3 separate regions of the Homo sapiens genome follow, and regions 2 and 3 are each linked to region 1. The links are chromatin loops, found by intact Hi-C in ENCODE. Cell type or tissue: mammary epithelial cell. All regions are shown on one strand. Links, peaks and the distances in the headings refer to the core of each region. The heading gives the core; the rest is flanking DNA.

What was found. Peaks named below come from ENCODE experiments on the same cell type or tissue, not always from the same donor. Only the 100,000 strongest peaks of a DNase experiment are listed, where the experiment ranks them.
Region 2: it touches region 1 in a loop (9-fold over the local background); 4 of 110 quality-filtered maps call a loop at or near these places.
Region 3: it touches region 1 in a loop (13-fold over the local background); 7 of 110 quality-filtered maps call a loop at or near these places.

Annotation. Positions count from the first base shown.
Region 1 is chr11:115,332,097-115,337,096 of GRCh38, forward strand. The region is part of intron 1 of CADM1 (cell adhesion molecule 1); the gene reads right to left. LOC105369509 (a long non-coding RNA gene) reads left to right here and starts at 1,481. Exons shown (of 2, transcript NR_135108.1): 1 at 1,481-1,522. In mammary epithelial cell, for the core only: a CTCF peak has its summit at 3,011 (motif pointing right); no DNase peak of the experiment used is centred there.
Region 2 is chr11:116,635,405-116,646,556 of GRCh38, forward strand. LINC02702 (long intergenic non-protein coding RNA 2702) reads left to right here and starts at 4,018. Exons shown (of 3, transcript NR_135069.1): 1 at 4,018-4,133. It overlaps LOC107984372 (a long non-coding RNA gene), which reads right to left and starts at 3,910. Exons shown (of 4, transcript XR_001748078.1): 1 at 2,928-3,910. RefSeq lists enhancers at 913-1,413, 5,320-6,149, 6,150-6,979 and a silencer at 6,237-6,336. In mammary epithelial cell, for the core only: a CTCF peak has its summit at 6,316 (motif pointing left); no DNase peak of the experiment used is centred there.
Region 3 is chr11:115,907,018-115,918,169 of GRCh38, forward strand. No RefSeq gene overlaps it. Among named protein-coding and RNA genes, the nearest start is that of LINC02703, 7.0 kb to the right of the region's middle. In mammary epithelial cell, for the core only: a CTCF peak has its summit at 5,830; no DNase peak of the experiment used is centred there.

The DNA.
Region 1 (5,000 bases), core at 1-5,000:
CTGCAGGGTAAGCACAATCATTATTGAACCATCTGAATAGTTGTGGGCTGAGTACGGAAGCAGGGATTCGAAGAGAGTTGCCAGCCTCTTCCCTCCCCTATCTTCCCATACTGGAAAACAAGGACAGAACAAGGAATGGAACAAGGAATGGAAGAGAAGACAGGTTGAGGAGAAACATGGATGGGGCAGGTAGAAGTTAGAAGGCTATTTCAAAGAGGAGACTAATAGAGTTTGAAATATTCAAAGTGGAGCAGATCTATTAGGTGTGGCATGTGTGTGCACAGCCAAAGTGAAATGAAGATGAAGGTCATTTTAGTTGAGGGATTTAAAGAACTACGAGATCTGGGTATTAGTAAAGCCATCAAAAGGAATGCTCTACTTACTGAGGATTCTGCATTGAATCACTGAGGGAAAAGTCAGCTGATCTTAAAGCAACCACGGTCCCAGAAGTGTTATTAGGGAGGTGAGGTGCAGCAGGGGTGGTGAGAAGTATGTAAAGTTGGAATGGTATGGCACTTACATATGCTCGATAACGTGTCAATTTCCACATCTAAGAATGGAGAAGATCATATTGATTATAGGGGAGTACCCTTAACCCATCCTTTGCTTGACGCCTCCACTGAGCAGAAGGTAGATTAGAGTGGTATGACTGATTTTTGTAAACTTCATAAATTTAAAGTCCTTGAGAAATAAAAATATAAATAATCTGATAGTAAATGAAGAGGGTTAAAAAATATATTTAATCCCTACTTGTCAACCCAGGAATACAGAGAATGGGGGGAAAAAAGCGATGTTCCTGGATCTCCCTGCGCTTCCCTAAGACCATCACTCCAGCCAAACACTAGCTGACATTTTCTCCCCAGGAACTCTTCACTTCTCACTCTATACACCCTGTGCGAGGTCCTCCTCACCTCACCAGTCCCAGACTAGAACGTCCAATTGCTTACTGGTCTTTTCTCCCTGATGTCCCATCAGTTCTTCAAAATCAAAGCTGTTTAGCAAATTCCTCCCCTCTTTTCCAATCTGACTGCAACAAACTCAAGGCCAACCATCTTTTCTTACCTGATTTTCCCAATGGTGTCCTAATTAGCCTCCTACTCCCCTAAAACATCCTCTACACTACCACCAGGGCAATCTCTCTAAAGGACGATCTGATCAGATCACTTCCTCACTTAAAACCCTCAAAGGCTCCCAGTGCCTACAGGATGAAGCACAAAACCACTTAAGCTCTGAGTCATGCTCTTCTGTTGAGAGATCGAGAGAGAAAGAGAGAGAATGCCCAACATGCCTCCCTGAAAATCATTGGGAGGATCAAATAAAAATGTATGGAGAAGCACTTTCAAAACTATAAAGCTTATCTAGTGGTTCTTAGTCTTTATGAGATCACAATCCCTTTGGAGAGTCTGATAAAAGCTCTGGAGTTTTCTCAAAAACACACATCCACCTACATGTAAAATTTGGCATCCAATTTCAGAGCATCCATGATTCCTCAAAGACAATCTTGACCAACAACCTTACTTAGGTATTTTATTATTTTCACGTTGGTATATAGAATGGGAGTCGGTATCATCTTGATAGCATTTCCAGCCTTACAAACAAGCAAGCAGCTCTACTGTGGGCAGTAACATTATTCATGAAGATGTCTAAAATATTCATCAGCAGAGTCACTGGGCACATAGTAAATATAGGCAGAAAATTAGTACAGTAGTTAGCGTATAGGCTCACAGTCATTTCATCAGAGTGCAGCTGTCCCTACACACAACTGTTAGAAAAGAACAGGTTATTTTGAAAACAATCAGCTGAATTGAGTCAAAAAACTGACCAGTGGGCCTTCATTCTAACTGAATGAAAACGAAGTGAGGTTCCTTCCTTTTCATACAGCTCATGGATGCAAAAACACAAGCTATGCCATAGCATAAATGTTCATTATGCATGAGCCTGTTTCTTGCAGCTGCATCTCTCATGACTTGGCTAAGGCTGTATTTGTCTATATGTCCTTCTACATGTTTGTGCATATTTACACTGTGTATTTTAGTGCTCAAGAAAGCAGAAGGCAAGGAACAATGTTTACTCTGCATGTTTGTACAGGACACATCACACAGAACTACAGTGATGTAGTATTTAAGGGCAGCAAATTCAAACTCTTCACCAGAGTGTGGACCTAAACTCCACATCATAAAGAATTGATCACATTTCCCTTTAGAAAGAAGAATATTATCAGCCAAGTTTCTGGTATCAACCAATGACTAAACCTTAAGTCAATCACAAGTGATGATACAGTAGTCCCCCCCTTATCTGTAGTTTTACTTTCTATGGTTTCAGTTACCCTGGGCCAATGGGGGTCTAAAAATTGATGAGTACAGTACTCATCAATTGATGAGTACCCCATCAGGTGATGGAGAGACCACATTCACATAACTTTTATTACAGCATATTGATATAATTGTTTTATTGTTGTTGTTAATCTCTTATTGTGCCTAATTTATAAGTTAAGCTTTATCATAGGTATGTATGTATAGGGAAAATAGTCTGTATAGGGTTCAATACTATCCTCAGAATCAGACATCCACTGGGGATCTTGGAATACATCCCCTGAGAATAAAGGGGGACAACTATATGCCACCAGAATATCACCACAAACATTTATCAGTGTTTTGAACAGTAAATACACATTCGAGTAGTCTATAACATCACATACAAAGGGGCTCAGTGTAATAGGAAATATACACACTGAACATAAAAACTAAATGTGTTCTTAACAGAAGACTGGCCCCAAACCAATGTCAGCCCTTTAGAAATATGCATTTAATTAACTGTTTTTTGCTTACCTTCTGAAAATTAATATTTTTGGCACATATATTTTAAGACATAGCCCTTGGAAATCTGAACTTATATCTTTCTCTTGATAAATTTCCAACAAGTAGTCATTAGAAATCACTCCAAGTCCTTAAAGATGAGCTTTTCAAAAATACTTGCATTTCCCTATTTTGTCACAAGATGGCAATCTCATGCACTGGTAAACCATAAAAATTCATAGGAAAATTTAATTTTACCACGTCAGGGGTGTGGTTCTCAAAGTTCATAATGTCAGGATCACTTTAAACTCTTAAAAATAAAACTGATAATATTTTTTAAAGAATCTTATGAATCCACTTAATAAACCCATCGCGTGTTAACACAAAGGACATGTTTTTGTGAAAATAACTACATTTTCCACAGCAAAAAAATTAGAAAAGAATTTTGCAAATCTAAAGTTTGGCTTAATAGAGAACAATTGGCTTTTCACATTTGCTTCTTCATTCAATCTGTTGTGATCCATTGTTTATGTTGAAGTATATGGGAAATAAAATAGCCTCATGTATATATATAGTTGTAAAAGGAAAAGTATTTTAATAGTCTTTTCAGATAATTATGGTTTTATTCTCCTTTGATACTATACCAAAACTCAACAAGTGGTGGCTTCTTCATGGTTAAATTGGATTGTGGAATCTGAAACCACATCAAAGAACTTCTCATACTCTGTCACATTAAAATTCATTAGTCAATCCTGCACTTTGAATGGATCTTTTAGCCACTCATGATGTTTTAAAATCATGCACTGGTCATTTGGAAAATATTAGTTCACTGAGTTATGCAGCACTCTTCCAAATGGTGACACATTTCATTATTCAGTATCAAAAAAGTCACATTCATTAGTATCACCACCAATATCATAAGAAAAGTCAATGGTTCATTAGGAAGCTGTCAAGTTCACAGAGGAAGATGCAAGTTTTAAAAAATTCACATTTCCACTTGAAATCTTTAATTTTATCACTGACAACAATGTCCATTGTTTCTCTTAAAATGACAGGCTCACTGCTTTCCAGAAAATGTCTGCCAAATACGCGTCTGAATAACTATAGTTTAACTCAATCTCCCCAGTCTTCTTCCTTGAGACAAGTATGTAGCAAAAATGCTTTATTTGTAATTCTCCTTCACACAAACTATTTTTAAAAACATGTAACTCAAGGTCAAGCTTTCATAAAATTAATAATTTTTACTGCTTCATCAGGGATATTCTTTTTTACTGTATGTGGAGGTGAAGAATACAATGACTTCTAGGACAGTTTAGTGCCACTAACTCGATTCAGGCTAAGGCTCCCACAACTTTCCCCACCATTGCTTTTGCACCATCAGAGCAAATGTCAACACACCCAAAAAAGGCAATTACGTCTTAGTATTATGAGAACAGTTTTCATCTCATCGATCCCTCAAAAGGAATTTGGGAGCCTCCAAGGATCCATGGACTGCACTTTGCGAAACATGCTTCAGAGGTTATAAAAGACTTTCAATTTATGTCAGCATTTAAAAATAAAACCGACTGCCACATTTGCAGAAAAAGAACAAGTGGGAACTCCTAATACAGTAAAACCTCTATTACTAAAACACTTGGTTAATGAGTACCCTTATTTAATTTTCTGATTAACTCTTCAATTATACCTACTCTTGGTTTCTACCCTTTCTGAAAAAAATTTAATTAATCAGAACCAAAATAAGTCAGGAAACACTAGATTTAAGTTCTTTCCTGATGTGTTTGTTCACAATTTAATCCTTTTAAAAGGATTACTAGATTTCACAGCCAGAATTAGAAGCACTGTCATTTCACAGTAGTAAGGTTAAAAATAAGTATGAGTGTTTTTCCAACTTTTTCTTAAAGAAGTGGAACATTAGTTAACATTTTACATGGCATCTCAAGATGAAAAAAAATTAAATTGAACTTATTCTGTCTGGTTGAAACATACTCTGTTGCTGTTATTATTAGTAACCGTTAAGTAAGTACTGACTATATATTTGAATTTGTAAGAACTTTACATAAATTACCCATTTCATTCAATCCTTACACATTTCAAAGATGCCATCTTCAAATTAACCTTATCACCATTTTACAGATGAGGAAATTGAGGTACAGAGAATTAATTAATTAATGTTTCCACTAATACAACTAGTAAGTAGCTAAACTG
Region 2 (11,152 bases), core at 3,773-8,772, 1.3 Mb after region 1:
TTGTACCCATTTGTTCAAGCTGTGGTTGGTTAAACAGGGTCACCTCTCGCCTGCCAACTGGCCTGGTCCTCTCAGCTCCTCTGGCACCTGCTGGAGGCAGCTGGATTTGGCAGGTGGCCAGGCAGGTCAGCCCAGCCAAGAGGACAAAGCCCAGACTGTGAACCCATGGAAATGCCAACCCAATGCCCCTTGGAGGCCCCCAGGGCTTTCTGAGTCCAAGACACACACACACACACACACACACACACACACACACACACACACACGTACCTAACAGTTCATGAGTTACTGAATGGAAAAATCTTCCTAGTCCCTAGTTTTTCTTCTTTCTTTCCCAGCACCTTTTCACCCAAATGGTAATGTCTGGGCTTTGCCAGAACTGGCACAGGCAGGGATCTCTGGTCAGAGAGACTCCAGAAGAGATGTCCTTCCTCTCCATCTGGGTGAGCAGCAACACACAGCCACCCAAAAGGCAGGTGGAGAAGGCAGGTGTGCATGAAGGCAGGTGTGCACGAAGGCAGGTGTGCATGAATACAGGTGTGTATGAAGGCAGGTGTGTATGAATGTGGGTGTGTATGAATGCGGGTGTGCATGAAGGCAGGTGTGCATGAAGGTGGGTGTGTATGAAGGCAGGTGTATATGAAGGTGGGTGTGCATGAAGGCAGGTGTGCATGAAGGTGGGTGTGCATGAAAGCAGGTGTGTATGAAGGCAGGTGTGTATGAAGGCAACACAAGATTTGTGCTCTGCTAGGACAAAGTGCCAGAAAGACGCAGAAAAGGGATTGATTCTTTAGAGTGAAGTATGGAGGCTTCTTGGAGGAGGTGACTGATGTGGGCCTTAAGGGATAAATAACAGCCTAACCAAGCTGCAAAAAAATGGAAAAGCTTGTGCCAAAGGATAGAGGCAGGAATAAACTTGACAGATTATCAAGCATCTCCTGGAGCTCAAAACCCCAGGACCGGGCCTGTGTGTCCTCCAAACCATAACCTCATTTCCAAAACTTCGGGACAGGGGTGGCAATCTTTGCTCTGCCTTCCCCAACCGGGCAGCATTTCCAGTTGGCTCCAACAGCTCCCTATGGACCGCTGTCAAACCTTCCCAGGGACATTCCTAACATCTTTGTCCAGGTAGGACCCCTGTGGGGAAAATCATGGCAGGTGAAACAGTAGGAAGTGAGGTTTCTAGAGACTGGAGAAGCCAGAGAAATGAGCGGGGCAGCTGGGCTCCACTCCTCCCTCTGCGGAAATGCCCAGCAAGGGGTTGATCCTGCCTCCTTCCTGCGAGGCTCGCCATCCTTCACCCACTGCTGCCTGCTCCTGCTGAAGCCCGGGATGCATGCGTGATGGAGTAAACAGCAGGGCTGGCAGTGTGGGCATGAGACTGCGCACGCACCACGCTCACTGGTGCTGGGGCGCATCCTTCTCCCACGAGCCAAACTGAATAACCTGATTCTCAGGAAAGAGTGTCAGAGAAGCCACTCAGAAGGACTTGGATACTCTGTGGGGACAAAGTTTGAGCACAGACATTAAGAGGGACAGAGGGGGCTGCGTGAGGGAGGGGGATGAAAGAAACCCCCTTTCCTCTTTCCATCCACCACCCTCTACTCCTACCACATGCCTACAGGCACCCTTCAAAGCCCTCCTCCTCCACCCGCCCTCCCCACCTGCCCCAGGCAAAAAAGCCAGAGGTCTACCCAAGGGCGAGGACCACGCTCTCTAGTCCATTGTCTTAGGAAGCAAGGCTATGCAGGTGGAATTAACAAGGGGTGGGGAGGCTAAGTGAAGATTTTGTTTCCAGTTATGCCTCCTCTAAGTGGGTGGCCTGGGGCAAGGCCCTCATCTGTAACAAACATAGGTCTTTCATCTGCCAATTGAGACCTGATTATAGTACCTACCTCCCAATATGGAGGGGATTAAATGAGATATTTGTAAATTCCCAGAACACACTTCTCTAGTAATATGCTTCATTTTCAAGTGTACAGCTCACCTCCTCACCGACACTGCAAGCTCCAGAGGGGAAGTTTTGTGCCCCATCCCACCCCCATCACACAGCGCTGGGCATGGGGACAGCTCAATAAATGCCCTTTGGAAATCACAGCTTATCAAACAAGAGGGAGGAAAAGGAGGCAGAATCCTGGGAAGGGTGCTTTGACCCCCCAGGCTGGGCAGGAGGCTGAGTCCCATCTTTCTAATCTAGTTGTAAAGCGCCTGTGTTCATTATTTTAACAGTTATTCGTGATCAAACGATTTGGTGTTAATGTGGATCTAATGTATAAATCCATACGGGTCCCACAGTCATTTAGCATTAATTAAACAAGGCCATTTTAAGGCTGGGATTCCACTGGGTTTATTGTGCTTAGCAGTGAATGGCGGAAACCACTCAACCACTCTGCTTTCTCTCTGCTCCTGTGTTGTCCCATTTACCTCTGGAGAGCAGGGGAAGAGCAAGCTTGAAGCTACCCTGGACAGAGGGTGGGGCACAGGGAGGACCCTGGCTAGGGTGTGGAAAGCTGACTGACAGGTGAGGAGCTCCATAGAGGCCCTGCTTGCAAAGAAGAAATAAGGGTTGCATTAGCATACCACGGGCCTGGATGCCCAGAGAACAGGATTTTAGTCCTGCTCTGCTGCTGATGACTAGCTGTGCAGCCTCGTGCAAGACACTTCCCTGCTCTGTCTTCATCGGTTAATTAAGAAGCCTGGACAAGCCAACCTCATTCCCTCTACCTGGAATGCATCTCCTTCCATTTCCCCATGGCTGCTCCTTTCCATCTTTCACATCTCAGCTCACGTCAGCTCCTCCAAGAAGAGATAACCACCCTCTGTTACCACCACTCCCCACCACCCAAGCACTCTGGAGCACATCGTCTCTCTTTTATTTTCTTTATGGGACTTACCACGGTCTTAATTATCTCTGCATTTGTACTCACTTGTTCCCTTGTGTGTTATCTCTGTCTCCTCCCCACTGTCATCTCCACAAGATCAAGAGCTTCATATGTCTTATTCATCTCTTTCACACCAATTCAGTACGTGGCACATGATGGGGGCTCAAAAAAAATAGTATGTCCACCAGCAGAATCATGAGGTGATCATTAAAACCCCTCCAGGATGGCACTCAATAGTCCTTGACATCTGCACCCAGAAAGTAAGGGCGGCATAGGGTGCGGGAAGAGCGGGGATCATCCAGGAGAACTTGTGGGAAAAGGACGATCAGAGCTGGATTCTGGGAGACAGAGGAACGCCAGCCTAGAGAAGGGGAAAACCTGTCTTGAGAAGGCAGGCAGGCAGGAGCCACAGCGGTGGAGAGCTTCAAGTCCCTGCAGCTGCTACACCTTCAGGCTCCCAGCCAAGACCATTTGGTGAACTATATTAATAATCACAATACAAGAATCCCTTGTGGACTGGAACAATTTCCCTTCCAAGGCAGTGACATGCCTATCACTTCACTTTATTCTTCTGCCATCCCCTTGATACAAAGGAGGAGAAAATATCTTCTGCTATGTATAAAATTAATAACAATTGTTCATTTGTATAGTACTTTCCCATTTCCCGAACACATTTTCTTATACAGGAATGATAGTATTTATTCCCATGTTGCAGATGAGGAGACTCAGAGAGGTGAAATGACTTGTCCGAGGTCAGTCATAGCGTATGTAGCCTGGAAAACTCAAGCCCCGAACTCCAAATTTTTCAACAACCTAGTGGTGTTTTTTCCAGATGAGGAAACTAACAGAGAGAGAGAGAGAGAGAGAGAGAAAGTGTATGGCTAGCTTATGAGAGCTCCCCACCCACACATCCAGGGGGTTAAATTATTTGTAGGGTCAGGATGAGGCATGCGGACAGTGGGAAGGGAACCATCTCCCTTCCCGACCTGAGCATGGAGATGGAGATCACCCTGAGTGAAAATGTTCATTTTTACAGTTCAGGGAGGGAGGGGCAGAGACTTCTTACATTACAGAACTCTAGAATTCTCAGCTGAAAATGATGTTGGAGATGTCTATGATCTCATTATACCCAGGTCCCAGTGCCCTCTTCTAAGCTCTTTATCATCATAATTTCTGATGTAAAGAGCATGATGCCATGGACAAAATGGGCCCTCAGTGACTATCCGATGCAGGGCCAGGCACTGAATGCAGGTGAGTGAGGAGGATCAGGTGCAATAAGTCAATAGCCATTGGCACTCAGCCCCTGTGTGGGGGATACAATAGGGAGTGGTGGGGACCGTGGCAAGTTAGGAGAGTGTAAACCCCGTGTGAGGGGAGAAAGATTGCAGCCAATTGTTGCCATGTGGACATGCAGGCCCAGTGTTACCAATTCTTACAGTTTTGAAAGAAGGTCAGAAGTGTGGCTCTCTATCAGAAATTCTAGAATATTAAATGTGGGTGCTTAAATTTAAAGCACTGTATAGGCCAAACAAAATATGTCTAAGAGCAAGTTTCCTTTAACAGCTTTGTTGAGGTATAGTTGATATACAAATAACTGTACATATTTAATGTGTACAGTTTGGTGAAGTTGGACATATGCAAACACCCATGATACCATCGCCACAATCAAGGTAATATGCATATCCAACACTTCCCAAAGTTTCTCATATTCCTTTGAGTGTGTGTGTGTGTGTGTGTGTGTGTGGTAAAAACACTTAACATGAGATCTTAAGGAATTCTGAAGTACACAATACCAGATTCTTAATTACAAGCACTATGTTGTACAGCAGATCTCTAGAACTTATTCACCCCGCAGAACCGAAACTCTATATGCATGGAATAACAATTCCCCATTTGCCTCTTCCCCTAGCCCCTGACAATTTGCTCCAAGCCCTGGGTGCTGTTGGTGCAGCCAACTCTTTTCTCTGCTGCTATTAGTTTGACAATTTCTGATATGTCATATACATGGAATCAATTTCTGATACATCATATACATGTGACTGGCTTATTTCACTTAGCATATTATTTCACTTAGCATATTTCACTTAGCATAATGTCCTCCATTGTGTTGTTGCAAATGACAGGATTTCCCTCTTTTTCAAGGCTAAATAATATTCCACTGTATGTATTTACTATGTTTTCTTTATCCATTCATCTAACAGAAAGTTTCTATCCATTGTTCATTGGTTTGACACTTGTAGTTAAATGAATAAATTAACCCTGTTCAAACCCTTCATTGTGAAGACTGGGCAACTGGAAGAGTTAAACCATGTCCCTAAGGTTACAAGCAACGAGGGACAAAGCTTAAACTCCAAGTTTCCAGATTTCCAATCCAGTTCTTGTTGATCCAGGGCCAAGGTCAGTGAGGGGGACTGTGTATATGAGGACCCATTAGGTTTGGGGACACATCACCACCTAGTTTGCTGTCCCGAATCCATACATTCCATCCAGCCCAGACCCAGGCCAAGAAGCCAGGGCCCATATGGGCTGAAAGGCCTCACCCACAGAAGAGGCACCGGCAACAGCACCTCCTGGCCTCCCTCCAACCAGAACCTTAGAAGAGCCCCTCACACCCTCCCCTGTACCCCATCCTCAGGCCACTTAGCATGCAGCACCATGGCACAAGCCAGCTGTCACTTAGGCACTTACAGGCAGAACTGTGGAAAAACCAAACCACTGTTATTACACTTAATAACCAGTTTCCACATCATCAACTCATTGGAGTCTGACAGGCGCTGTTAGGGTGTCAGCTCCCTCAGCCTAACAAGTCAGCACTAGCCAGGGGGTGGGAGAGCACCAGGCAGGACTGGGCACCAGCCTCCTGTGAGTTATTCCATCCCCCTCCTGCCCCACATGGAGGACACACACCCAAGGGCAGCCGAGGCGCCGACCCGCCTCTGCCCCCACACACTCAGGAGCTTAGCAGCTACACCAACAGCACCCAAGGTTTACAGCAGGAGCAGAAGCCCAGAGAAGGGGTCTCAGGGCTCTGACTGGTGTGCAAACAGAAGAAAACAGCCTGGCTTGTCAGAGTAGGGGCCAAGGGGTCTGAAGGAAGAGAATCCAGGACTGGGACACCTGGTTGGATCCTAGCTCTACTGTGTGGCCTTGAGTAAGATACTCCATCTTTCCAAGCCCCAGCTCCCCACCTGTAAAAGGTGGTACCTCAAAGCGTTCCTTGGAAGGCAAGCATAGTGCCAAGCATGGTGTCCACGCCTGATAAATGGTGGGTATCACTGAGTTATTATGAAATGGAGGTGGGCAGAGGGTGGGGGTCCTAAGAGGAGGACACAGGTGGGGTTGCTTATGAGGCATACACCCTGGCACATACACCTGCCTGGCGGAACCCTCCTGCTGCCCGCTGTAGCTCGGGCCTGAGGTAGTGCAGTGCTGCCATCTTTTGTCCACACGCTGCACTGCATCCCCACCTGCCCGGTTGGGTGGACAGGGCCCCAGGTGCTCCAGCTGCCCATTCTCCGTTGCTACAGCGTCTCTGAGCCTGGAGAGGGTCTACCCAGCAAGCTCTGGCAGGGCGGACTGTCCATCAAATGTGGCCCAAGATGTCAGAGCAGCCCTGCAGCCAAAGAGACGCCTTATGCCTTTGGGAAAAAACTGTGGGCCATTGCCCCAAAGGGCCCAGGGCTGGCTGGGGTCCCCCACTCCATGCCGCGATGTGTGCAAGGAGGCAGAGCAGAGACAAAGGAGGTGGGTGAGTGGGAGAGGGCACACCTCCAGGGACCTCAGCAGACAGTTTGCTACCTGCTTCCGCATGAGCTGAGATTCCCAAGATGCCAGGAGCAGTTGTCTCTGAGAGGTGGAATTGTGGGTGATGGGAATGATTTTGTTAGGTTGACTGTTTCATTGTGATTATTATTTTTTCTTTATGCGTAATTAGAATTTCACATTTTTCTACAATGCCAAAGTCTCAAGAAATAATTTGTTTATAAACCTGTCTGAAAGTAAATTTGCTTTTAAGTAAACACGTAATTCTAGAGCAGAAAGGGACCCTTTCTTTCACAGTTGAGGAAAATAAGCTCAGAGATAGGTGACTTGCCCAAGGTCACACCACTAGTTTGTGGCCAAGATGGACTAGAACTTCCCTCTCAAGACAAGGTCTTTTTCCTTTGAGAGTGAGCTGGGCCTTTTCCTGACCCTCTAGCTAGGGTAAGATCCCCTATTTGTCACCCATGGTAGCTGTTTTTCTGTTTACTCCCTGTCTCTCCCATGCAAGCTTCATAGGGGCAGGAACTTTATCTATCTTGTTCACTAAGGTATTCCCTGTGTCCATTATAGTCCAGGGTATGTGGCAGACACTCCATAAATGCATGTTGAATGGATGCATGGAGTTAATCAGGGAAGGCTTCCAGGAAGAGGTGAGTTATACATCCATTTTTGAAAAGGCACTTGTAACAGATCAACAGAGAAGATAAGAAGCATTCCTAGGGGCTGGAGGATGGCCTAGACCTAGCGCACAGTAAAGATATGTTCCCAAATATTTGTAGGGGAGGGGAGAATGGCAGAGTAGTACAGATTGTCCTCCTATTCCTGTAGGGACCTGAGCTAGGAACCCATCCCTGACCCTGATTCCTTACCTTGTCCTGAGAATTTGGGAAGAAGCCAAAAAGAATCCCTCTACAGGGCCAGGAAAGACACTAAGAGCTGAAGCTTCCATCAGCCTAACTGGATCTGACAAGGTCTGGCTGGGCCTGGTTGGACCTGACCATCCTGGGTGGACAGATGGGGCCTGACTGGGCTGGGTCTGAGCTGAGAACCACCTTCTTACTCCCATATTTAGGAGACTCTAGTACCTGTCATGTCAGCCTGATCTCCCAGGGCTCTAGAGACATAAAGCAGGGGGAGTGGGGGGAGGGGCAGAAACATTGAGGCCAAGGGGAAAATGTGAGGGGGTCCAAATGTATGCACAGTCTTGTTTCTAGGGTCTTTTATAAGATCACTATTACTTTAGGAACATAAAGATGCATTAAGATGTAATGATCATGTTAAAATATGGAAGCCATTTACTATGTTTAGGTACAGATATGAAAGTCAGAAAAATGGAAAATTTCAGCAGAGGGGAATGAACATTTCTGAAAGGAAAAAAAATTCTTCTCTTAATTTTTCTGGAAAAGTCCCTCAAAAGGTTCTTGGAAAAAAAGGTTTATTTATTCCAGAATGGTGCATCATGTCTGACAAGGAGGCCAGAAGCCCTGTGCACCTCCCTCTGACCCCAATCAGAAAGGAGACACGCAATTACTGAGCACCTGCTGTATGCCAGGTTCTGGGCTGGGCTCTTTGTGAGCATTGTCTGGTGTGACGGAAATAGGTCCACCTGTAGACTGCAAGCACAGACAGCCCGCAGGAGCCTCCGGTGGGCCGACGGCATTCTCCCTGACACCTGGGGGTGTCTCTCAGCCTCAGCCTCTGCCTGCGCAGGCTTGCCTGGCCACACAGAAGGTGGGTGGGGTTCCAGTCTGCCTTTGGCCTGGCATATATTTGGAAAGTGGGGTACACATGCTTGCATACCTCTCCCCTTCCCAAAGCACTTCATGACCGGCCCTAAATAGAACTCAGCCCCGCACTGGGCTTCAGACTTTCAATGTCCTCCTGCAAAACCGTTTGGCACCAACACCTAAAGAGACCGGGATGGGATGTTGATGAGGGCCCACCCAGGGAACTGGAGCTGGGATAATTCTTTATTGTGAGTGTGAAACAAGAATTCAGAGAGGAAGAGGGCAAAGACAGAATGATAGCGAGCATGTCAGAGAGAGAGACTCAGAAACAGAGAGAGGTGGAAATTGAGAGAGAGAGGAGAGAAAAAAGAAAGATGGGGAAAAGAGACAAGAGGAGAAAAAGAGACAAGCAGAAAAACCGAGAGAAGGTTACAAAGCAGGGAGGGGAGGAGAGAGGGACAAAGGATGGACCAGCAGTTACAGGGCCAGGGAAAAGGGGGAAGGCGGAAGACTATCTTTCCCCACTGCCCACCCCCAGGACCCCCCACAACCCTCCCTGGAGGAACCACTCAGACATGGGAGGCGAGAAGAGGGAGCAGAGATAGGCAAACTCGCTACGTAACCTTGGAGACGAGAGCCAAGGAGATGGGCGTGGGGAGATGGGCACAGGGAGGGGCATGGCAGGGGGTGGGGACACAGGCAGGAGAGCAGCAACAGGTCCTACCATCCGGGGAGGGGCGGGTGGGGACAGAGGCCAAGAAGAGTGACCCGGATGAGCTGGGGGAGGGAGAGGGACAAAAGATTCCAGGAACAAACCTAAAGAGGTCTGAGAAGTCAGAATAAAGAGAGATTTTGCTGAGAATCAATTTAGGGAAGAAAGAGCAGGGAGTTGGGAGCTATGATAAGAGAAAGGGGGGTGAAGCGGGGCGGGCAGCAGCAATGCAGCCAGGAGTAGCCAGCCCACATGACCGTGTTGAAGTGAGGGGGGCCGGGCCATTGGCTCTGGACAGCAGGGCACAGGCAGGAAAAAGTCACGGCAGACTGGTGCAGGGAGCCTGGGTTTCTGACCCTTTCCCTGAGACCTGCTAAAGGCGATGAATCTCAGCTGTCTGGCCGGGGGGACCATTCCAATCACTTGTGTCCCAAATCCTGAGTACTGCTATGTGCCAGGTGCTTTGCTGGGCACTCTGGGGGACACAGGGACCATTGACAAACATGTACCCTGAAGACACTCACGGGTTAGTGAGGGAAACAAGGTGTGTACACAAACAACGAGAAGATGGTGACATGGAGGGACTCCCAGATCACTCACTGCCAGCCAGGAGCCCATCAGAGGGAGCCTCCCCGACAGGCCATGCCTGAGCCAGGTCCTGAAGACAGGGCAGGGCTGAGACAAGGGGAAGGCTCATCAGGTAGGGGGCAGCAGGAGCCCGCAGCAGGCAGGCCAGGGAAGCCCAGGGTGACCCTGGGTCTGCCAGGGACTAGTGTGTGGCCCAGGACAAATCACCTAACTTTTCTGAACCTGCCTTTCCCCACCTTGCAGAATTTAAGGATTATGGATAATATCTGTATACTGCCTGGCACATGGCAGGTACTCAATTAAGGGTAGCTATCATTGTTATTAAGAATAAATAGAAAACAGTGAGCTAGAATAAAAGGAAGTGGCTAGAAATGGACTGGAAGGGGGGTTTTAAGACACCCTCACCTCCCACGATCAGAAGCAGCTGTGAGCCACAGTCAGGAGGAACTATCCCCAAAGAACCTTTGGTGGAGCTCTGATTGGTGTCTGGTTAAGAGCTGGGTAGCTTACCATTACCAGCCAAAAAGAACAGTTGAGAGTATGCTGGTTTTAAAATGTGTCCACAATTTTCTTTAGTGTTCCTTCCAAAAAAAAAAATAAAACAAACAAACAAAAAACAAACCCTAATTCCCCTCCACTTGAATGTGGCCAGACTTAGTGACTCACTTCTAGTAAAAAGAATGTGTTAGAAGTTACAGAGTGACTTCTGAAACCAGGCCATAAAAGACAGTGCTCCTTTTCTTCTTGGGCTCTGTCTGTCTCTCTCAGATCACTCATTCTAGGGAAAAGCCATGCCCTGGAGACACTCAAGCAGTCCTATGGAGAGGTCCACAGGGCAAGGAACAGCAGCTTCCTGCCAGCAGCCAGGAGGCCTTGTGAGCCATGCAAGTCAATCATCTTGGAAGTGGATCCCACAGCCACAGTCAAGCCTTCAGATGAGATGGGAGCCCCAGCCAACATCTTGACTGCAACTTCACAAAAGACTTCATGCCAAAAACATCTAGCTAAGCCACTCTCAAGTTCCTGATCCACAGAAACTGGATCAGATCATCCATGTTTATTGTTGTGTTAAACTGCTGAGTTCTGGGATCATTTGTTACAGTGGATAGCTAATACCGGGGCCTGTGACTAAATCTGGAGCCACAACCCCCAATAGGGCATCAAACCCACAGCGGTGGCCCAGTCAGTGCCCACAGCAGTGAGTGGGGTGAGGAGATGAGACATAGGGACCCAGGCAGGGCATCAACAGGTCCTGCCATAGCTGGAGCTCCGAATGACACTCAGAGCAGGCCTGGCTGTGTAGGGCATGGGCAGGTTCTGGGTTGTTCAGTATTTCCAGGAAAGGCAGTGAGAGGGAATTGGTCATCCTTGTTCCTGGCTCTACCCCCATAGATACAGCTATGTGGCTCATCTAGGGCAGCAGGCAGGTCAGGGTAGAAGTAAGCACAAGGAGGCATTTACCTCACCTGGTCTCAAACTCC
Region 3 (11,152 bases), core at 3,168-8,167, 580 kb after region 1:
AAGTTGCTGAGTACATAATAGGTGCCCATAAAATACTCTGCTCATCATCCGTCAAGTATCCAGTGAGCATGTTCGTTTTGTAGGACATGGCCCACTAAGTAGGAACCTGCTGCCTCCTCCTGCCCCCTGCCTCTGCCTCCAGCTGGCTGTGTGGCTTTGGACAAATAAACTCACTCTTGTAGCCTCCGTTTTTTACCTATCGTGAAGGGTAGAAAAGCCAGCCTTGTCTATTTCATAGCATAGTTGTAAAGGTTAAAGCAGTAAATTAATATGCTTGGTTTTTGGTCAAAATTATAATTTTTGTTTATAAGCACATGGGATTTAGGCTAGAGTTTTAGACACCTCTCTGGGTGTCAGTTTTTTAAGTAACATTTTTCATTCTTTATATTTTTAAAATGTATCCATTGTTCAATAAATATGCAATGAGTACTCACTATATGCAGAATATTGTGCTACCTGCTAGGAATAAAAGGATGCATCTAAGCCATGTCTCCTTTCCTACCATCTTACATTTCAGTGAGAGAGATAAGATTGGCAAACAACTAATAGATAAAACAAATGTTTCCTTATGTAAGAGACGATTATTACATATTGTTGTATATTCCCTATGATTATGCATATTACTCAAGTTGTATTAATTCTGCAAACATGTACCTATATGATTCTAAAAATGTCAGATGAACCACAAAAAAAATCCATTCCTGGACTTTGTAAAACACAAATCCACTTGATTTGTAGAGGTTTCTTTATAAAAATAAGCACTGGTTATGGAAAGAAACAGCAAAACCTTTTTTAAGTGAGTATCTAGGTGGGAAAAGAATGGTTTTAGAAGACATACAGCCAAGTGTACAGGTCAGCGGGCAGCTCAAATAATACCCTCAGCCCCAATGCCAGTCCTGAAACAAAACCAGTGGAGGCTGAGCAGCCTCTGCAGCAGATAAACCACCAGACACATGGCCATGGAAGAGTCAGTGCTAAGGAAGGGACTTGGGAAAGTGGGAAGCACCATCTGGGGCTGTTCTGGAGCAAAGAGTTCTCTGAGCTGACAGTCCAAGTTAAGCAGTAAACAATCATTGATTTTGCAAACAGAGCGTTCTTTCCTAAACCAAAGAGTAATCTTCTTATGTGCACAATGTGGAAAGGACAGTTGGTCCCAGGATGGTCTTTTTCATCTACGGCCGCACACACAGATAACAGTTATTGTCAGTATCACCATTCCCTAAAATAAATGACAGATAAATACAAATCTGGGAAGCTCACACATAGATGTACTATCTTCATAAAGTCCTTGTGTAACATAAAAATTTAATAACCCAGGTCATAGGTGTGGTAAAAAAAAAATCTGTAAGTAGTGTTTTAAAACAAATGTACTAAAGTTTGTGACAACTGTGCTACTCAGTCCCATCAGGTAAATTTTGATGTCTTTGTGTATATAATCTATCTTGTTCTCCCCAAAATGCCTAGAAGAGCATCTGGAAATAGTAGATGTCAACAAATTCATTTTTTAAAAGTTGTACTTAAGTGTTGCTAGAATAGCTAAATCAGTAGTGAAATAGTCAGTCATCTTATTCTGTTAAAAGCCCATCAATCAGATTGGCCCATTTGTTTTCCCTCTTTTAGAAAGTTAGCCCCATAAGAGCAGATCTTGTCTTTTGTATTCACTGATAAACTCTCAGTTCCTAGAACAGTGTTTGGCATATGGTAGGTGCCCAATAAACATTTCTTCAGTGAATGATCCAGTAGGCAAACTTGTTGACTGAATACATTGGTTTCAAGTCCCTGTTAACAAGTAAGGGACCTTCTGTACTAGTTGAACTGAAATCATATTAGCTATGCAACAAAAGTTCATTCGTTTATTCATTTATTCTCCATTTATTTACTTATTTATTCATTCATTCAAAAAGAAGCTATTTAGCATTGAGTATGTTCAAGTGACTGTGATGGAAGACACAAAGTCACATTATGGGAGGCACGAAGATGGACAAGAAATATTTTCCACCACTAGAAAAGTTATAATCATGTTTGTATCATGGAGAGAAACGTAACCAAATAGAACAATTGGATTAGGGTTGAATTGGAAAGATAACCTCTCAAGTTTCCTTAATTCTGAGATTCTGTGATACTGTGATTGAAGTGCTAATTTCAGATATCTATGATACATGCAACCTGATGTTATTGAGATTAAAAAATTAAACTCTTTTAATGGCAAGGGATTTATGAAGAATGTGTATTTTGAGTGAATTGGTATTTGAGAGCTAGAGGATCACTAGATTGCCCTGGGTTCTGAGCAGCCTCCACATCACTGGGTCGGATAGTGTACTATCCATGCCTTCCATGCCTTCCATGGAGTGTATTGCCTGCAGCCCGAATTCAGAATGACCTTGGCCCCAGCCAGTAGCCCTCCTACAGAACAAGTCACCCTCTTATGTACCATACCTCCACGGAGTCACCGTGGATCTGCTGCTAAAACATGGAGGGAGTGTGTAAAAGTCACAGCCACATTAAATTTGAAGAGGATGACAGATATAACTTGAAAGTCATAGAAATCAGCTTCAAGCAGAATAATCCCTTCCATTATATAGACTTTAGTTTCTGAAATGTTTTTCTTATACGTTGTCTCATTGGGTCTTTTACAATACCTGTTTTTTTTTTTTAACTTTCTCCACTCATTTTATTGAAGAGGGCACTCAGTCTCTAAGTGGGAATGTCGTTTGCTCAAGCCAACATGATTAATCAGTGGTAGAACTAGAATATGCTTTTTCCTCCACACCATGAAGCCTCCCACATTGGATACTATGATTCTGTGGGAGGACCAACTATCCTTTCTTTGCACAGGGAGAGGCTCTCTCTGCCCAAAGGTGAGGTTATAAAATAATGCAGTCCCTATGCCCCAAGACCCTCTGTGATGCCAGCACCAGACAACATTTCTCCTGATTCACTAGTGTAGTATGACCCACTGGCTCCCAGCAGGCCAATCAGCTGACAGCTGGAGGAGAGGTACTCCATCTTTTATGCTTGTCAACTCCATGAATGTATTAAGGTATCAAGAGAAGACAGCACCAGGGAGACTTTGGGCCACAGCCAGGACCAAAAGCATAAAGTGAAGGGGCAGACAGAGTTGGAAGATAAGCTCCCTGCCTCAGTTGTCTGGAAGGGGGTAGCAAGGGCAGTCTTTCTGCGTGGGCTACTCTGGAGTACCTAGGTCTAATGATGCCATTTATCTTTTGAAGCCACCACTATGAAGGGCCATTTCAAAGGATATTGGGGGTCATAGGCCTAGAGGTTTTTGCAGTGGAGTCAAAAATCCTGGATTCAAGTTTCACTTCTATCCTTCATAGTATATACAGTCTTGGGCAGAACACCAGAAACTATCCATAAAATGGAGATAAAATGATACCATACCATCTATACCACCAGCTTTTTAGGATGATCAAATAAAACAGCATTTATGGAAATTCCTTGGAAATATTCATATTCTGTACAAACATGAGTACATTTCCCGGTGCAGGGGAGTATGATGAGTCATCCTCCAACAACCCCTACCCTCCAGGGCCTGGTGCTCCTACCCTAGCCAGTAACAGTAGCTCAGCTAGTTCCTGCTGACAGCAGCATTTTTAGGCTTACCAACACTGGCTTACAACCCACAGGGAAGAACAAGGACCAAGATGTGCAAATTGCAGAAAAACAAAGTTTGGCTTCACATAAATTGCTATAATAATAACAACTAACCTATATTGAATGTTTGCTCTGTGTCAAGTCCTCTGCTAAGTTCTTTGCTTATATGAACTTATTTAATATGTTAAACAAAATTATGACCAATCATTTAATACATATTCATTCATTCATTCATTTGAGACAGGGTCTGGCTCTTTCACCCAGGTCAGAATGCCGTGGCACAATCTCAGCTCACTGCAACCTCTGCCTCCCAGGTTCAAGAGACCTCCTACCTCAGCCTCTCGAGTAGCTGAGACAACAGGTGTGCACCACCACATCTGGCTAGTTTTTGTATTTTTTGTGGAGATGGTGTCTCACTTTGTTGACCAGGCTGATCTTAAACTCCGGAGCTCAAGCAATCCACTGCCTCCGTGTCCCAAAGTTCTGGGATTAGAGGCATGAGTCACTGCACCCAGGCAATAAATATTTACTGAGCACATACAATGTGTGAGGCTCTGAAATAGGGACAAAATCTATACAGAAGAGAAGATATAATTTCTGTCCTCAAAAACTCATGGTCTTATGGGGAGACAAATACAAAAAAGCAATGTATTGAGATCTATAATGAGAATATATGTTAAAAACAAAAGTCAGGAAGATGGAGGGTCCAGGTTTGCTAGGAGGTGTCAGGCAAAGTCAATAGAGATGGCCAGGGAGCTAAGACTTGAAGGATGTGTTTGTGATCAAGGCTTGATTTGCCCATATGTGCAACATGGTAGAAAGAGTGCCCCTCAAATAATCAGTAGGAAAATAAATATTGCTCTTTATCATGTGGGCTAAATTAGCTGCTTGAGGGGCCAGATAATGACACAAATATGATTGTGCAAAGCGAGACATTATAACATATTTCATAAGCTGCAGCAATCTTTTTTCAGCTCATGAAAAACAAGATAATGCCCACAAAAATAAGATATTATGGCAAAATTGGTATTAATTACTAGGAGCCAAAGTGCGCTGCTTGAGGCTGTAAAACTTTTAATATTCCAGAAGAAAGCAGTTCAAGTAACAGGCTAACCATGATCGCTTAATCTCTTGGCAGCTTCCCAGCCTATGTTGGTGAACAACAGAGCAGAGGCAGCAGAATCAGTCCCAAACAAACAGCCCCGTGAAGCGTTGCTAATTTGGCTGAGATGACTGGGTGGGGTGAGGAGGGCTGAGAGCACAAAAGTGCTCTCCTTGCAATTTACCTTCTTACTATTGACAAACTGGGCTCTGCAAAAAGCCACCGGGTTTGCCTCGTTGGGGCTTTTGAGATGCAACGGGCCATTGGTTCCTTAAGATCTGGTTTTCCAGTTGTCGTTTGTACCGATGAACTACATGGGTCCTTGGTGGGGGGTTGGCAATTATATCCTCTTTCCTGCCTCTTCCCTTCTTTCAGGCATAAACGTACACACACATGCACTCAATGCACAAAGCTCCTAACTTACATAAAGGTCAGGATCTAACTGCTTCTATTTCCACACTTTGAATGCGAGACCAATTTGGTGACAGCCTCTCGTGCCATTAACGAAATAGAAACATATGCACATGCAGCGATAAAACAGATCTGAAACAACATCCCTGCCACCTGTTGGGTGGCAGCTGAAATCAGACATCTTAATGTATGATATTATGGGAATTACCCACATTAAGATAAAATATCTGGATTTAAGTAACTGTCTTTTGCTCTGAATTAACTTGAAGGTTGAACTCAGAAAACAAAGGCAAACGACTTGGGGCTAAGCAACTTACTCCACAGCCATCGTGCCCGGCTGCCGCTCTGGTGGGGGCACTATGTAGAAATGTTGGTGGCAGTTTTCACTTCTCCTAATTGACAGCAGAAGATCTAGCTGTGCTCCAGCATTCTGGACATGAAGGGAAATGAGAAGGCTAGCCTGTACCCAAGATGTGAGCTTCTAAAAGAAACAGGAACTAGGGTCTGCTTCATTCCTGAGTCTTCAGCACTTAGCAGAGTCCCTGATATATAGCGGATCTTTACAAGTATTTGTTGAGTGAAAGAAGAGGTATGGTAAGTCCTTTCTCAACCACCAAGTACATTCTCTGTTCCTTCTGCTTCCCCCTTCCTTTTCTTGTACATTTTACACCAGTATAAACCTCCACTTCCCTCACCTGGCTGGAATCTATATTGCAGCATCACCAGCATCAGCTAGTGCCAGGAAGGTTTCCTCTCTTCAGGAGCTTTGCAAGACTTCACTGTGTCAGTTCTATTCCTAGCTGCAGGAAGTCCCTTTTCTGGTAGCCTCCTTTGCTGGCTCATGATGCAGACCTGACTAGGAAGACTAAGGCAGTTTTGTAAATTGGTGTGGGGGCAGCAAGTACAAGACTCCAAGCATCCCCTCTGGTGGTTGGCAGAGGATTTCAGTCTGCTGGGCTGACGAAGTGGAGAGGCTGCCCTGGGCTTCAAACTGGACCTGGTACTACCTCCAACCCTGTGGATGTTTGCTCCTGTAGCATATGGCCCAATGCACCTGATTGCCTTAGTTTTCCATGGAAAAGACAAGAAGGTGGTTTTCACTCCTCTACCATGTTTATTCAGCCTCGTTAACTCCACTGAGTTTGCTCTGATAGGCCAGAAAAAAAATAAGTTATGGTTAAGGTGTAATGTGTCCAGAAGTGCCCAAATTGTTGTTTTTTGCCAGGATGGGGAAGTCCACTGAGATGTAAAGATCTAAGCTGAGATTGACCTTTGAATCTTTTCAACAGGTATTCATTGAATCTATAGGAAGTCTGGTACTATGTGAGGTTTTAGGGATGGGTTTGGAGCTGAACAGAGAAAAAAAGAAGTAAAAGAAATAATCCCTGTTCACAGGAGTTAGTGTGTGAGACAGAGATATATGCACATGACACTATGTAATAAATTGTAAATAAATGATAGAGGTAAAGATCAAAGAAGGGGAAGAGAGAGAGGACTGGCTGATAGAGGATTATGGAAGAATTCCTAGAGGGGTTAGGTCTTGAGGACTGGATTGGACTAGAGAGTCATTGGGGAGAAGTCAGTAAACAGAAAGAGGAGATTTTCCTGAAGACCAGGGGTCCCCAACCCTTGGGCTGTGGATCAGTACCAGTCTGTGGCCTGTTAGGAACTGGGCTGCACAGCAGGAGGTGAGTGGCCAGCAAGCATTACTGCCTGAGCTCTGCCTCCTGTCAGATCAGCGGTGGCACTGGATTCTCATAAGCGCGCGAACCCTATTGCGAACTGCACATACAAGGGATCCAGGTTGCATGCTCCTTAGGAGAATCTAACTAGTGCCTGGTGATCTAAGGTGGAACAGTTTCATCCCGAAATCATCACCTGCCCTGCACGTCCATGGAAAAATTGTCTTCCGCTGATCCAGTCCCTGATGCCAAAAATGTTGGGGACCACTGCTGTAGATGTTTAAGATACCGTGGTACTATAGCTGAATGCAGTGGCTCACAGCTGTAATCTCAGCACCTTGGGTGGCTGAGGTGGGAGAAAAGCTTGAGGCCAGGAGTTGGAGGCTAGCCTGTCTAACATAGCAAGACCCTGTCTCTATTTAAAAAAAAAAAAAAAGATATTGTGGTATTAGCACAGGGATAGACTAATTGACCAATATATCAGAATACAGTGCTAGCGACATATCCACAGAAACTTATATGACTGGTGGCCTTGCAGGTCACTGGGGAGATAAGGGACAACTTAACACCGGGGCTGGGACAATTGCCTGTACTTATACAGAATAACTGAAATTGGATCCTAATGCACAAATCCTAAAAATAATTTCTTGAAAAACTAGACTTAAATGTAAAAGGCCAAGCTGTTAAACATTTAGAAGTAAATAAAGGAGGCTCTCTTTGTAACTATGAGGGGTGGAAGATTTCTTCAACATAACACAAAAAGTATTAATAATGAATTCAAAAGTTGATAAATGTAAATACATTAAAATTGAGAATGTATGTTCACCAAAACAATGGCATGAAGAAAGAGAAGAGACAAAGCACAGATGGGAAGAAATATATTTGTAACAAATAGATTCAGTAAAGGATTAGTACAAATAGATTCAATAAAATATAAAGAATTCAGAAAAGCCATTAAGAAAAAGACAAGTAGTCCAACAGTTAAGTGGAGTAGGGGGAGATGTGAAAAGACCTTCTATAGTAAAGAGAATAAAGACTGACAAGGGGCCAAGAGCTGGGTAGAAACTGGGAAGGTTAAAGGGTCATAGAGTAAGGAAAGGGGCCAAGATGTAGACTTGTAGGCAGGAGAGTCACTATACTCTTAAAAGCAGGGGCAGGTACAGAAATTAGCAGCAACCTCCACCTTTTGAAACTCTCACCAATAGCCTTGCATTAAAAGCATGGGCTCAGTCGGCCACTGGCAGGTCACTGAGGAAGGTCAGAGCATGGAATGAATAGCTCATAGACAATACACAAAGTCGTATGTCAATAAGTCCCTACTCTGGAACCCTCATCTTGGGCACTTCTGCAATAGATCTGAAGCCTGTGAACTTCGTGGAGACCTGATCTGAAACCTGCAGCAGCAAGGGGCTGGATTTGGCTGGATCTGGCAGTTGTCTCCATTCCTCACCCTCATTGGACCTCATAACTCCTTCTGGGGCCCCTGCACCATGGGGTTGCCTGTTATTTTCCTGTGGTGGCACAGTGGCTGATGAAGTGCTGTTCCTCAGCTATGGCAGCCAACACTACTAGATAGAAGCTGCTTGTCAAGAAAATCCTTCAAAGGCCCTATTGCCTTGAAATGATATGCACTATTTCTATGGGCTCTTAAACAGAATAATTCATTAGTCAGTTAAGAACAATCAATATCTCACTCCGACAATTTACACACTGACTCTGTTTACCCAGTGGACCCTCTCTGATAATATTATTTATGATCCTAAATAACTCCATCGGTGTTCAATAGAGCTGGAGGTGCCTCTGGGACCAGGACACAATCAAATTATGAAGACATATGGTTTGCTCAGCTCTGGAAATGTTCAGACGCATTTCATTGATGTTAGTCTCACAGTGGTACCTCCCTGCTCAGTTCTACAATCTTCCTAATGGTGTCTGTAGGATGGCCCTCCTCTTTAGGAAGGGACTGCCAAGGGAATTTTATGGTGGCTATTTCAGGATTCTCCAAAGTGAAGGACACATAGAATAGTTCAGTGGATTCTAGACCAGGCTGGCAATTATGATGTACTAGGCTTTGCCTATAGAAGGGTATGGAACAAATTAGCCTGGGAGAGATTTGTGAGGCAGCAGAGAGACAAGGATGTGGGGTGTGTGTGTGTAGGAGAACACAGGAGGGGTGAGGTTAGGTGAGAAGCAGAGGATTTGTGGGGTCAAATAAGTACGTTGGAGTTCATAAGATTTCAGGGAGATCCCCAGACTTACTTCAAGATAGAAGGAGAGAGGTAAGGTGAGACCATTCACTTAAAAACACATCCCTTTATTATGGGACTTCTTACAATGAACATGTATTATTTATGTAATTAAAAATACAGAGAGATGGTAAGTCTCCCTCTTTTTCCTCTCCCTCCCTCTCTTTATTTTCCTCCCTCCCTGTTACCCCCTCGCTCCTCCTCCTCCTCCTCCTCCTCCTCCTCCCTTTTCTTTTTCTTTCTTTGTCTCTGTCTCATATGCACACCACAGTTTAGAGAAGCAGCATCAAGAGAGGCTCTGATGTGGCTTCATCACTAACTGCAGCAGGACAACATCAGTGCACATTCGGAGCCCGTTTTATAGAATGGACTGTGAAGGCAAAGTGTCAAAGAGGGAAAAGGCAGCATTGCAAAGACAGAGCAGGCACTAAAATCTCTCTTATTTTCCTACTCATTAACCCTTTAGTCCTCAGGAGAGCAGGCGAAATGGGGAGGGCTGCAGTCATGAAGAGAGGAAGGGCCCGGCCCAGGATCTCCTAAGCTGTCTACATTGTAGTGTTCTGATCCCAGCCTGAGAGGGAAGCCCCCAGGGCCCAGCCTATGTGGGTTATGACAGCCTCTCAAAGGGCAGCTGAAATCTGGGGCAGGTGCCAGCACCTGGCAATCACTTTTGAAACCTGCTCTTTCCAAATACTCTACATAATAACCCTGACCGCTTAGCAGAGGAGACATTGCCATCCCCACTTACTAGATGAGGCAATGAAGAGTTCCGGGCATGAATGCCCAGACCCAGTACCAGGAACTCTGGACTCCTAGCCAGCAATCTCTAGACTAGCCCAGCAGCATTTCTGCTCATCTGACCTGTGACTAATGGCCAGCAGTGAGTGGCTATGTGCAGTTCTGGACCAGAGGGTAATCTGTGGCAAAAGCTTCAAAGACAAAAAATACATGGCAGCATGTGGGGAAGATGCCCATCAATTTCTAGCCCCATAGTACTCTGGTTCTATTGATGAACTGATCTTTGCTGCACAAGAGTCTCACGGATGCTCTGACTCTCTCATTTCTCTCTCTCTCTCTCTCTCTCTCTCTCTGTCACTCTCTCTGTCTCTCCCATCCTCCCTTCCTTTCTGTTTTCGTTTTATCCTCAGATATTTACTGAATACATGCCATGTTCCAAACATTCAGAAAGGAGTTGTAATCGATAAAGAAGACACCTGTCTACAAGAAGCTTACAGTCTACTGGCCAGAGATGAGATGTGTCCACAGATAACCATGCTGCAAGTTAAGTAAAGAAGAATCTGTAAGAGTGCTATGCCACTGTGACCTGTTCTTTGAAAAAGCTTGAAATGAAATCACAAAGCAACTTTCTTGATTTCCCACTATTTACATTTACTTAAGGAGGAAAGTTCTACTAACCCCAAATATGTACATGGAAAGATCCATGACCTTTAGGAATATTTTGGGGGAAATAAAATGTTCAATGATACCTGAAATCATATCTAGATTGAACTCATATTTAGAATGCCTGATCCCATGTAATGGTCAAAGCTTCCAACTTCATACAAAGTTATAGCTGGTTTCTCTCTCCCCAGCCAGTGCCTGCAACAGGGCAGGGGTTGAATGGTCAGCTTGTATCGGCAGAGGTCCCATTGTTCCTGCATGCGGCCCAGTGGGCAGGGCCTAACTTTGTACCATCCCAGCTCTCTTGCTTGCAAAGCCCATATGAAAACCCTAGGAAACACTTAGGCATCTTTGCCTGAGCAGATACTGGGAGAGCAACTCACCCATGTGCCACCTCCTCTGCTTTCCTCCCTTCTGTCACCCAGATTTTACAGGTGAAGGTCACATGTCAGGCACTCATTCTCCCACACTACAGGGGACATACACTCTGCTGTCTGAGTGGTCCCATTGAAGACCCCCTAGCAGACTGGAGATAAGGTACAGTTACACCTGCCTCTCCCCTTAGGGAGGTGGAACTCACAGCTCACCTGTCTCTAAAGAAGCCCTCTTCACAAATACCTTCCTGTCAACCTCCCACACACTTATTTTTTTAATACCCTTGACAAGAGTGAGGGTTTTGAGCTGTGAAACCAGTT